Linked DNA regions of Homo sapiens: region 1 is linked to region 2. A link is a contact called in ENCODE Hi-C or POLR2A ChIA-PET data. All regions are on one chromosome and are shown on one strand. Each heading gives the region's core, a stretch centred on a gene start or an enhancer-like site at or near the end of the contact. The rest is flanking DNA. Distances are from core to core; before and after follow the strand shown. Region 1 has its middle 15 kb from the start of CERS4. Region 2 holds the start of UHRF1 (ubiquitin like with PHD and ring finger domains 1).

Region 1 (5,003 bases), core at 1,397-3,896, 3.3 Mb before region 2:
TTACTAGAGACGGGTTTTCACCATGTTAGCCAGGATGGTCTCGATCTCCTGACCTCGTGATTCACCCGTCTCGGCCTCCCAAAGTGCTGGGATTACAGGCATGAGCCACTGCGCCTGGCTGCATTTTTTTTTAAATGTGTTCATTTTTCCAAAAATTGACTCTCTAGAATCATGCTGGAAAGTTAAATGTAAACTATTGCATACAAATTTGCAGAGGAAAAAAATGCCTTCCCTTCAAAAAAAAAACCTTTCAATGAATTATTTCTTTTTTTGGTTTTGAGAGTTAGCTTGTAATCTCCATTATAGCCCGCATCTTGTTAACTACAGCATGGAATGGATTCATTGTCATATTGGTACTTTCCAGAAGATACAGTTCTTTCCCATCAATGCTTTTTGCCTCTGTTCTGGGGTTTTCGTGCGTGTTTAATTAGAGGGGGCTTCTTTTCTGGGATCAGTGAGCCAAAGCTAATGAACAGGCTCCTTGGTCAATCCAGGTCAGTACTGGGGGCGTTTGATGGGGAGGTGTGGGTGAGAACAGGATGTTCGAGGCATGAGTAGGATCCCAAAGAGGAAGTGTCCCTCAGCTGAGGGGGTGGGTGAGTGTGAAGAGGAGCTGTGGAGGAGAGAAGGGGCTCCACTGAAACAAAAGTTGGGCCGGTGTAGTGTGGCTCATGCCTGTAATTCCCATGCTTTGGGAAGCCAATGTGGGAGGATTGCTTAAGGGCAGGAGTTTGAGACCAGCCTGGGCAACATAGAGACCCCATCTCTACAAAAACAAACAAACAAAACCAGACCTGGCGGCACGTGCTTTCGGCCCCAGCTACTTGGGAGGCTGAAGTGGGAGGATCGATTGAGCACAGTTCTAGGATGCAGTGGGCTATGATGGTACCACTGCATTCCAGCATGGGTGACCCTGTCTCAAAAAAACAACAAGGCCAGGTGCAGTGGCTCATGCCTGTAATCCCAACACTTTGGGAGGCCGAGGCAGGCAGATCACTTGAGGTCAGGAGTTCGAGACTAGCCTGGCCAACATGGTGAAACCTCCTCTCTACTAAAAATACAAAAATTAGCCAGGCATGGTGGAGGGTTCCTGTAATCCCAGCTACTCGGGAGGCTGAGGCAAGAGAATTGGTTGAACCTGGGAGGTGGAGACTGCAGTGAGCCGAGATCGCACCACTGCAGTCCAGCCTGGGCAACAAGAGCAAAACTCCATCTCAAAAAAATAAAAATAAAAATTAAGCCAGGCGTGGTGGCTCATGCCTATAATCCCAGCACTTTGGGAGGCTGAGGCGGGTGGATCACGAGGTCAGGAGATCGAGACCATCCTAGCTAACACGGTGACACCCCGTCTCTAGGAAAAATACAAAAAATTAGCCAGGCGTGGTGGTGGGCACCTGTAGTCCCAGCTACTCCGGAGGCTAAGGCAGGAGAATGGTGTGAACCCGGGAGGCGGAGCTTGCAGTGAGCCAAGATCGCGCCACTGCACTCCAGCCTGGGTGACAGAGCGAGAATCCGTCTCAAAAAAAAAAAAAATAGAGTGACCAGGGCTGCAGGGTGGGAGGTGAGTGGAGAGAACGGAGCAAAACAGAGTCCGGTTCCGAGATGAGGGTGTCTGGAGTCTGGGGGACCCAGGGAAGGGAGGAGGGGGAGGCAGAGGATGGGAAGGTCTACCCCCCAGGCCTGGACTATGCTGGGCAGGCGGGCCTGGCTCGGTGCCCATCTCTGGGCAGGGAGCACAGGGTGAAAGCAGATCTGGAGGGAAGATGTGGCATTGGATGTTAGAAGGTGCAGATCTCCAGGGGGCTGTGGGAGGTGCACATAGAGGAAGCTCAGAGTGTGTGTCTGGGCTGGAGACAGGATGTCCTTGGTGTCTGCTCAGAAGGGAGGTGCACGGTAGTTGAAGGCCCCTTGGGTAAAGACAGGAGGAAGTATGGGGAGAAGCTAGTCCCAGCTGCAAGGCAGACACCTGGTTGGGGTGTGTTTCATCTCTCATGCCACTGTACTCCAGCCTGGGCGATAGAGTGAGACTCTGTCACAAAAAAAAAAAAAAAAAAAAAAAAGACAGGGTCTCACTCTGTTGCCCAGGCTGGAGTACAGTGGCATAATCATAGCTCACTGCAACCTCCAGCTCTCAGGCTCAAGCCATCTTCAGCCTCCCAAGTAGCTGGGACTACAGGTTCATGCCACATTTTAAATTTTGTTAGAGATGGGGTCCCACTAAGTTGCTCAGGCTGCAGACACTATTTGAAATGAACTCATCTGATCCTGCAACAGCCTTGTGAGGTGGGTCCTCTTAATTCCTCTTTGACAGGTGAGGAAACCGAAGCCCAGAGAGGTTAGGACACTGGCCCAAAGTCACACAGCCTGTGAGCCGCTGGAACCAGAACCTAGGAGCTGTGTTTCTGCTTTCGTGCAGACAGATGCATTTTCCTTTAATACTTCACTTTTTAGATGCAGAAGGGCAGGATCAGGGAGGTGGAGCGACTTGCCCAAGGTCTGGCAGTGAGTTAGTGGCCTTCCAAGCCTGTGTGTCTGAGCAAGGCTATGGGCTCTAGTTGAGAACGGGCAAAAACAGCGGTCTTGAAGGAAGCCTGCCTGATATCCGTGTCAGTGAGGATGTGGGCTGCCGGGCTGGGCGGTGGAGGAGGGTGGCTGGAGATAGGCTGGGGCATGTCAAGTCTGAACATTTAGAGTATGAACTAGACATAAGACAGCCCTGACTGGGCACGGTGGCTCATGCCTGTAATCTTAGCACTTTGGGAGGCTGAGGTGGGCAGATTGCCTGAGTTCAGGAGTTCGATACCAGCCTGGGCAACACGGTGAAACCCTATCTCTACTAAAATACAAAAAATTAGCCGGGCGTGGCGGCGTGTGCCTGTAATCCCAGCTACTCGGGAGGTTAAGGCAGGATAATTGCTTGAACCCGGGAAGCAGAGGTTGCAGTGAGCCGAGATGGTGCCACTGCACTCCAGCCTGGGTGACAGAGCGAGACTCCATCTCAAAAAAAATAAAAAAATAAAAAAATAAAAAATAAAAGAAATAGCCCTAACCCCACCCCCTTGTGACATCCCCAACTAGGCTGGACTTCCCCCATGTCTGCAACAGGCTGGGGCATCCTCCGGAAATGAGTGCGGGAGGGAGGCCAGGGCTGGGCCAGCAGAGTTGGGGGAGGGGATGGGAGTGCAGGGCTGGGGACACAGGAAGAGGCTGCAGGAAAAGAGGGGCAGTGTCCAAGCTCAGGGTCTCGGGACCTTTGGGGTTTCTGCCTTGTCCCCCTGCAACTCTGGAGGAGCAAGAGGCCTGGGGTTTCTCAGTTCTTTCCAGCCCAGGAGTCCCCTGGGGTGGCTCAGGGAGTGGGGACTTCCCTGGAGGAAAGGACCATGGAGTGAGCATCTAAACTTTTGCATTTGACTCAGAGCTTTGTCTCTTATTTTGTAAAACCCCAGTGTATGTGTGATATGTGTGCACTGACTACAAAAAAAAAAAAAAGAAAAAAGAAAGAAAAGAAACCTAGGCCAGGCACGGAGGCTCGTGCCTGTAATCCCAGCACTTTGGGAGGCCAAGGTGGGCGGATCACCTGAGGTCAGGAGTTTGAGACTAGCCTGGCCAACATGAGAAAACCCCATCTCTACCAAAAATACAAAAATTAGCTGGGCTTGGTGGCGGGTGCCTGTAATCCCAGCTACTCAGGATGCTGAGGCAGGAGAATCGCTTGAACCTGGGAGGCAGAGACTGCAGTGAGCTGAGATCATGCCACTGCACTCCAGCCTGGGCAACAGAGCGAGACTCAGTCTTAAAAAAAAAAAAAAAAAAACGAAAAACCCAAAAAACCTACTATCCCCATATATAACCAATTTGTGCTGTGCACCAACAAGAACCTGCTTTAAATTTCCATTGCAATTTACAACCCCCATATTATACCAGGCAAGGTTAGTGGCTGTTGAAAATACCACCAGGACAGGGCTATCTAAAGACACATTCAGTAGTGCATTAACTGTACAAAAAAAAAAAAAGACACTGTGTAGTTTCAAAACAAATCTTACACAGCCTTACATTTCAATTTTTTCTTTTCTTTCTTTTTTTTTTTTTTGAGACTGGGTCTCACACTGTCGCCCAGGCTAGTGTACAGTGGCGTGATCTCAGCTTGCTGCAACCTCCGCCTCACAGGTTCAAGCGATTCTCCTGCCTCAGGCTCACGAGTAGCTGGGACTACAGGCACAAGCCACCACGCCCGGCTAATTTTTGTATTATTAGTAGAGATGGGGTTTCACTATGTTGGCCAGGCTGGTCTTGAACTCCTCACCTTGTGATTCACCCACCTCGGCCTCCCAAAGTGCTGGGAGTACAGGCATGAGCCACTGTGCCCGGCCTCAGTTTTTTTCTTTAAAAAGAGTGAATTGTGTACAAGGGGGTTAAATGCTTAATGGAAAAGAAAAATGAAAGAAAGAAAGAAGAAAAAGAAAGAAAGAAAGAACGAAGGAAAAAGGAAGGAAGGAAGGAACTGCTAGAACCAACTTATTCATCATCGTCTTCTTAATCTTCCCAGCCCAAAGCCTCCTGGGCCCCTAGATCCGGGTAGGGGTGGGAGGGAGGGTCTGAAGGAGAGGGATGCTTCCCAGAGCAGAGGCATTCAAGCTGAATCTCAAAGAACAAGAATGTGCCAGGGGCAGTCAGGCAATTATGCAAAGCTGACTGCAGGTGCAAAGGCCCAGAAGTTGGAAGCTGCACCTTCAGGGCCCAAGGTTAATGATGTGAGAAGCAGCAAGAGCAGGTAGAGATCAGGCTGCAAGACAACCAGAGCTGAAGTAGAGAAAGTCCTTGGGAGTCTCAATAAAGACTTTGATCTAATCTTGGGGGTAATAGGGAGCCATGGGAGAGTTTAGAGCAGGAAGGAACATAGTCTTAGTTGTGTGCCCCAGGAATTCCCCTGGTTGCTTTATTTTCTTTTCTCTTTTTTTGTTTTTTATTTGAGACTCAGTCTCGCTGTGTTGCCCAGGCTGGAG
Region 2 (4,736 bases), core at 1,832-4,331:
TACCGATGGTGAAATCTACATGGCAGGTGTGTCTAGGTGTTTTCCCATTCCTGCATGGTTGAAATGCAAAAGTTAAAATGCTAGCTCGGTGGCTGGCATAGAGTGGATACTCAGCATTATCTCCTCTCCTGAACTTGGGAGCATGAGAGTCCAACCCGCCACTGACCTACGCTGTGAACTTAGAAGGTCCTTGCAGGCTTCAGAAACTCTTTGTGAAATGAAGCCTTCTGTGCTGACCCAATAGGCTGAGTGGCAAATCAAAATCAGTTTGGATGCCACAAAGGGAGCACGCATCATAGGAGGAGGGAGGAAGAGAGCGCCAGGCGGAGCTCCTCTGTCGAGCCCGGCCCTGCCTCTTCTCTGCACACACGCGGCTTGCACCGTCAACTCCCCAAGTTCTCCAGATCGCCTCCTCCCGGGGCAGGGCGGGTTAACTCAGATTCTTAAGACTCAAGTCATCACGTCTCTTACGGGAAGAGGGCTAATGAAGGTCTCCTATGGCATGCAAGCCAGAGAAATTAATCATCAGGTCTCATCTGGAGTGAGCAGGCATGATCCTCCCAGCCCCCAAAAACCCCTGGCCGGGCGCAGTGTTTATTTTCCAACCTAGACACCAGATGGCAGCAGTACCCGGTTCAAAATCCAACAACAACACAGTGGGGTACACGCAGCTCAACTGACGACTTTTAATCCAGTTCCAGTAGTCTACGCCCGTCCCCACGGTCCAACCAACTCCAGCAGATGGGACCTACACCTTCGATCACACTGTCTCATCCTGCCGGGAAACCCCACTCCCAGTAGGTCCCACAGTCCCCCACAAAAACACCAACCAAAGTAGCACCTCCACCCCCAGGTGCCAATGGAGGGAGCGCCCCAAACGTGGCAGCTATGAAATCAAAGGGGGACATTTTAAATGCAACGAGGGGCTGGAGACAGAACAGAGAAAGAGACGAGGGTCGGTGGACCCCTCGGGGACCACACGCCCCAGGTCAGCAGCAGCCGCAGCACAGCAGGCTCAGGGTGGCGGAAATTCCTGATTAGCAAGCGCCATCTCCAGACTCTGAATAAGCTAATCCAAATTTTTAGAAACAAACACTCGCAGGGTCTGATGCTTAACCGGTACAGGCTGAGAGCAATTGGTGGTGGATGTTTAAAAAAGAAAACCTGGTCCCCTCCGTCCTAGCTACCAGATGGTCCTGGGCCCTTTCTCGAAAATTCCTCAGCCTTCCATCGGCCACCTCCAAAACTTCTTTCTCTAGCCATTATTTTGAGGCGGAGCTTTGAAAAAAGAAGTTTAAAAGCCCAGACCCTATAGATTCGAGGGCCAGCCGCCAGCCCAGCGTGTCAATCTGTGAGTCCTCCCTTTGTTCCTTCCTCTCGCAGGCATTTGAGGTTTCTGTGGACTTCTCCTTCCGGGAGAGATGAAGTGGGACCGGACGAGGTTGTTGGGGGGGGAGGTGGGAGGGAGAAAGTATCGGCTGGTGGCTGCAGAGGCGCGAGGCCTGGACCAGGCATAGAACAAAGGTGCTGGCGGCGGGTGTACCTGTTTGCCCCTGTAGAACAGCCTCTGCAGGCCTGGCTCCACGTGGAACAGCTCCTGGATCTTCCGCCTCAGCTCCTCCACCTTGGTCAGCCTGGACAGCGAGTCCACCGTGTGGGTCTGCCTCCCGTCCATGGTCCGAACCTGGATCCACATGGTGTCGGCGCTGAGGGGAGGGACAGCAAAAACCCCCATCAGTTTTACCAGCACCTCTGAGCCATGCCATGCTCTAAGGAGTCGGGGTTGCTTTTGTCCGGCCTGTGGACACCAGGAAACTCCCAGGATGCCCTTCCAGTCCTCCTGTACAGCCAGACCCTGGCCAGGACCAGACACAACAAATTAAGCACTTAAGGCATTAACGACTAGCCAAGTGTTGAAGATTGAGGAGGAAGGAGAATGAAAAGAGGGAATTGAAAGAAAAGCAGAAGGTCCAACCCATCCCTCCTTCCCCACGACCAGAGGAGAAAGGAGGCCCGGGCCAAGTGGCCGAGTTGGTTCGTTTATTCATTCATTCATTGATTCATTCATTCCTCGGATTCCTATTTACGGAAGAGGGAATCCCAGAAGTCCAGCGCGGGCCGGAACTTCAGAAGTCCCGGGGGAACTCAACCAAGTGCCACTGAGAGGGAAAAACCCCACCCGAGATCCGCGGACCCCGGGACCCCTCGGTGCCCACGCCCCCCCTCCTTGCCGGCCCCCCCCGCGCGCGTGCGCGACCGGGCCCGCCCCGCGGTGGCCATGGTAACCGGCCGCCCCGTCCCGGCCACCCGCGAGCGCGCGCGCCCCGCGACTCACCTCGACCTCCAACCCCCGGCAGCTCGCGCCCCTCCAAACCCTGGACCCTCGGCGTCCCTCCCGCACTCCCACTGGCCCGCGCGGGTCGCGCCAGCGAGCCCACGCCCACCCCCGCCGCCGGGACTACAGAGGGGGCCCCCGCTCGTCAAGTCCCGCCCCCCTTCACTTGAGCCGCCTCTTATTGGCTCCGCAGCACCCGGCCGCCCCGCCCCGCTCGCTCCCCATTGGCCCAGATGCTCCCGGGGAACTCAGGGCGCGCGAAATCGGGCTCGGGCGCGACAATTGAATCGCGGGGCGCCCCGCGCGCAGGCGCGGAGCCTGACATCCTCCCCGGCGGCTCGCCAGGCCCTCCCCCACCCGGCGCGCTCGACCCCCCGCCGGGCTCCGGGGACGCAGCGCTGGTCCCGGCTCCAGCCGGATGTGTGCCGGGGAACGATTCCCGAGGGTTAGGTGGAAGGGGAGGCCCTGGATCCCGGGACAGAGTGCGGGACATGCGTGCGCCCGGGCTGGCCGCGCGGGAAAGTTTTGCAAAGTTCCCGAGCCCCGTGCGCCCGGCCCGGGCTGGCACCCCGACCCGGCCCGCCCGCTCACCTCTCCGGTCGCCGCGAACAGCTTGTCTGCCTGCGCGCGTGGCCCGGCTGGGGATGGCGATGAAACCGCGTGCGTGGCCCGGACCCCGCGCGGACTTGCGTGCGACCCGGAGCGCCCGCTCGGCAAACGCTGCCCGCCGCGCTGCCAGCTGCTCTGATTTTTTTCCCGCGAAAACTCGGCATTTGGGAGTTGCGGGGCCGCAGGAGGCCGTGCCGGGGGCGGGCGCCTGCCTCCTGATTGGCCGACGCAGTGGCGGGAAGCGAGAAAGAGGGTGGGGGGCGCCCCCGCCTCTGTCCACGGCGCCTCCGCCTAGTGGGCCACGGCTCCGCCCAGCCCTGCGCGCTCTGCTGGGCGCGCCCAGCGTGCAAAGGGGCTGCGTGGCAGGGCCTGGTCACCCCCCGCACGTGGACACCCCAGGAGCCTTGGGGACCCCCAGGGTACAGACCCCCTGAACTCTTAAGTCCAAGTCCGTTCGCAGCCCCCCACTCGCACGCATTGACCAGTAGGTCTAAGAAGGCCGGAATCAATGTGTAAATACTGCGAGGGAATGTGGGGGGCCCCTAGGAGACCACCTGCACCCTGATGGCTCGCCCGATCGCCCCAAGCCCCACTGCCTGGCGTCAGGGCCTGCCAGGGCTCCCCACTCTACCCACCCGCAGGGCTTGTTTGCTGTCTTTTCCCGCCTCGTTTTCCCGCCTTCTCCAGGCTGTCCAGGCGGGCAGGGCTGCCCTGCCCCCTCCGCCCTGTCTGTTCCACTCTGACCAGTCCTGGCGGGCACAGGAGTGACCTGTGCTGGGCACCTACAAAGCAGCCGGACAGGTTGCTCAGAGCTGCAGAACCCAGCGGTGTACATGGCAGACCCAGTTGGTGGTCTCAGGGAGGGAAAATTCCTATCTGGGGGAGACAGGCAAGAAATGAATAACTAAAGCAGATAATTTCAGATGATTCCTTATAGGAGAGTGACCAGCAGCCATGTGGTGGGAGGCGGGGAGAGAGGATACTCTCTCACTGGGGCCACTGCGGTGGGCCTCTCAGAGAAGATGACATTTGAGCTGGAATCGGAGATGAGACTCCAAGGACAGATGGGTCTAGGAGGGAAAGTCAAACCCAGAGGCCGGAAAAGGCTTAGAGGTGTCCAGGGAGCAGGAAGGGGCTGGTGTGGTTGGGGCCCACTGAGCAAAGGGGAGGGGGAGTTGAGGTCAGAGGGGTGATATATAATACCTTGAAGGCCACCGGGGAGGACTTTGGTCTTTCCCTTGAGAGCTGTGAGCAGAAAAATGTTGAGTTCCCACTTAGCTTTTTACAGTTTCTTCGTCACTCTATTAAGTCTCCTCTATCTGGTCAGTGGGACTTCTGCTATGTCCCTAATATAGGAGACAGATCATGGCCCCCGAAGATATGCGTCTCTAGACCCCCACGTCCTCGCCCCCAGGATCTGTGAATACAGTGCCTTACACAGCTAAAAGGACTTTGCAACTTTGCAGGTGTGATTCAGTTAATGATTTTGAGTTGGGGAGCGTCTCCTGGGTGATCCAGGTGGGCACAATGTCCTTAAAAGGTCCTAATAAGTGAAAAAGGGATACAAAAGGTCAAAGTCAAAGGAGATGGGAAAGTGGAAGCAGGCTTTACAATGATCAGGCCAAGGGCCGGGCGCGTTGGCTCACACCTGTAATCCCAGCACTTTGGGAGGCCGAGGCAGGCAGATCACCTGAGGTCAGGAGTTCGAGACCAGCCTGACTAACATGGAGAAACCCCGTTTCTACTAAAAACACAAAATTAGCCTGGCGTGGTGGCACATGTCTGTAATCCC

What was found. A loop is a pair of places that touch in the nucleus more often than their neighbours do. ChIA-PET counts read pairs that join two places held with the same protein, here RNA polymerase II (POLR2A).
Region 1: a map of B cell shows a loop between it and region 2 (13-fold over the local background). The contact joins the enhancer-like site here to the promoter of UHRF1 in region 2. A Hi-C loop is called at or near these places in 1 of 168 maps with a recorded cell type or tissue (B cell). POLR2A ChIA-PET finds 5 or more read pairs at or near these places in 1 of 52 experiments (B cell).

Annotation. Positions count from the first base shown.
Region 1 is chr19:8,192,279-8,197,281 of GRCh38, reverse strand. No RefSeq gene overlaps it. Among named protein-coding and RNA genes, the nearest start is that of CERS4, 15 kb to the left of the region's middle. RefSeq lists enhancers at 1,727-1,826, 1,209-2,062, 2,437-2,486, 2,927-3,046, 3,337-3,426 and 1 more. Within about 2 kb of position 2,646, at least 16 of the 41 ENCODE cell types and tissues checked have a DNase peak (open chromatin) inside an H3K27ac peak, as active enhancers do; they include B cell, where a contact is called at or near this core.
Region 2 is chr19:4,907,846-4,912,581 of GRCh38, reverse strand. It overlaps UHRF1 (ubiquitin like with PHD and ring finger domains 1), which reads right to left and starts at 3,081. Exons shown (of 17, transcript NM_001048201.3): 1 at 2,927-3,081; 2 at 1,544-1,706. The coding sequence starts at 1,696. It also overlaps a transcript of ARRDC5 not described here. RefSeq lists silencers at 2,223-2,742, 3,243-3,322 and an enhancer at 3,142-4,048.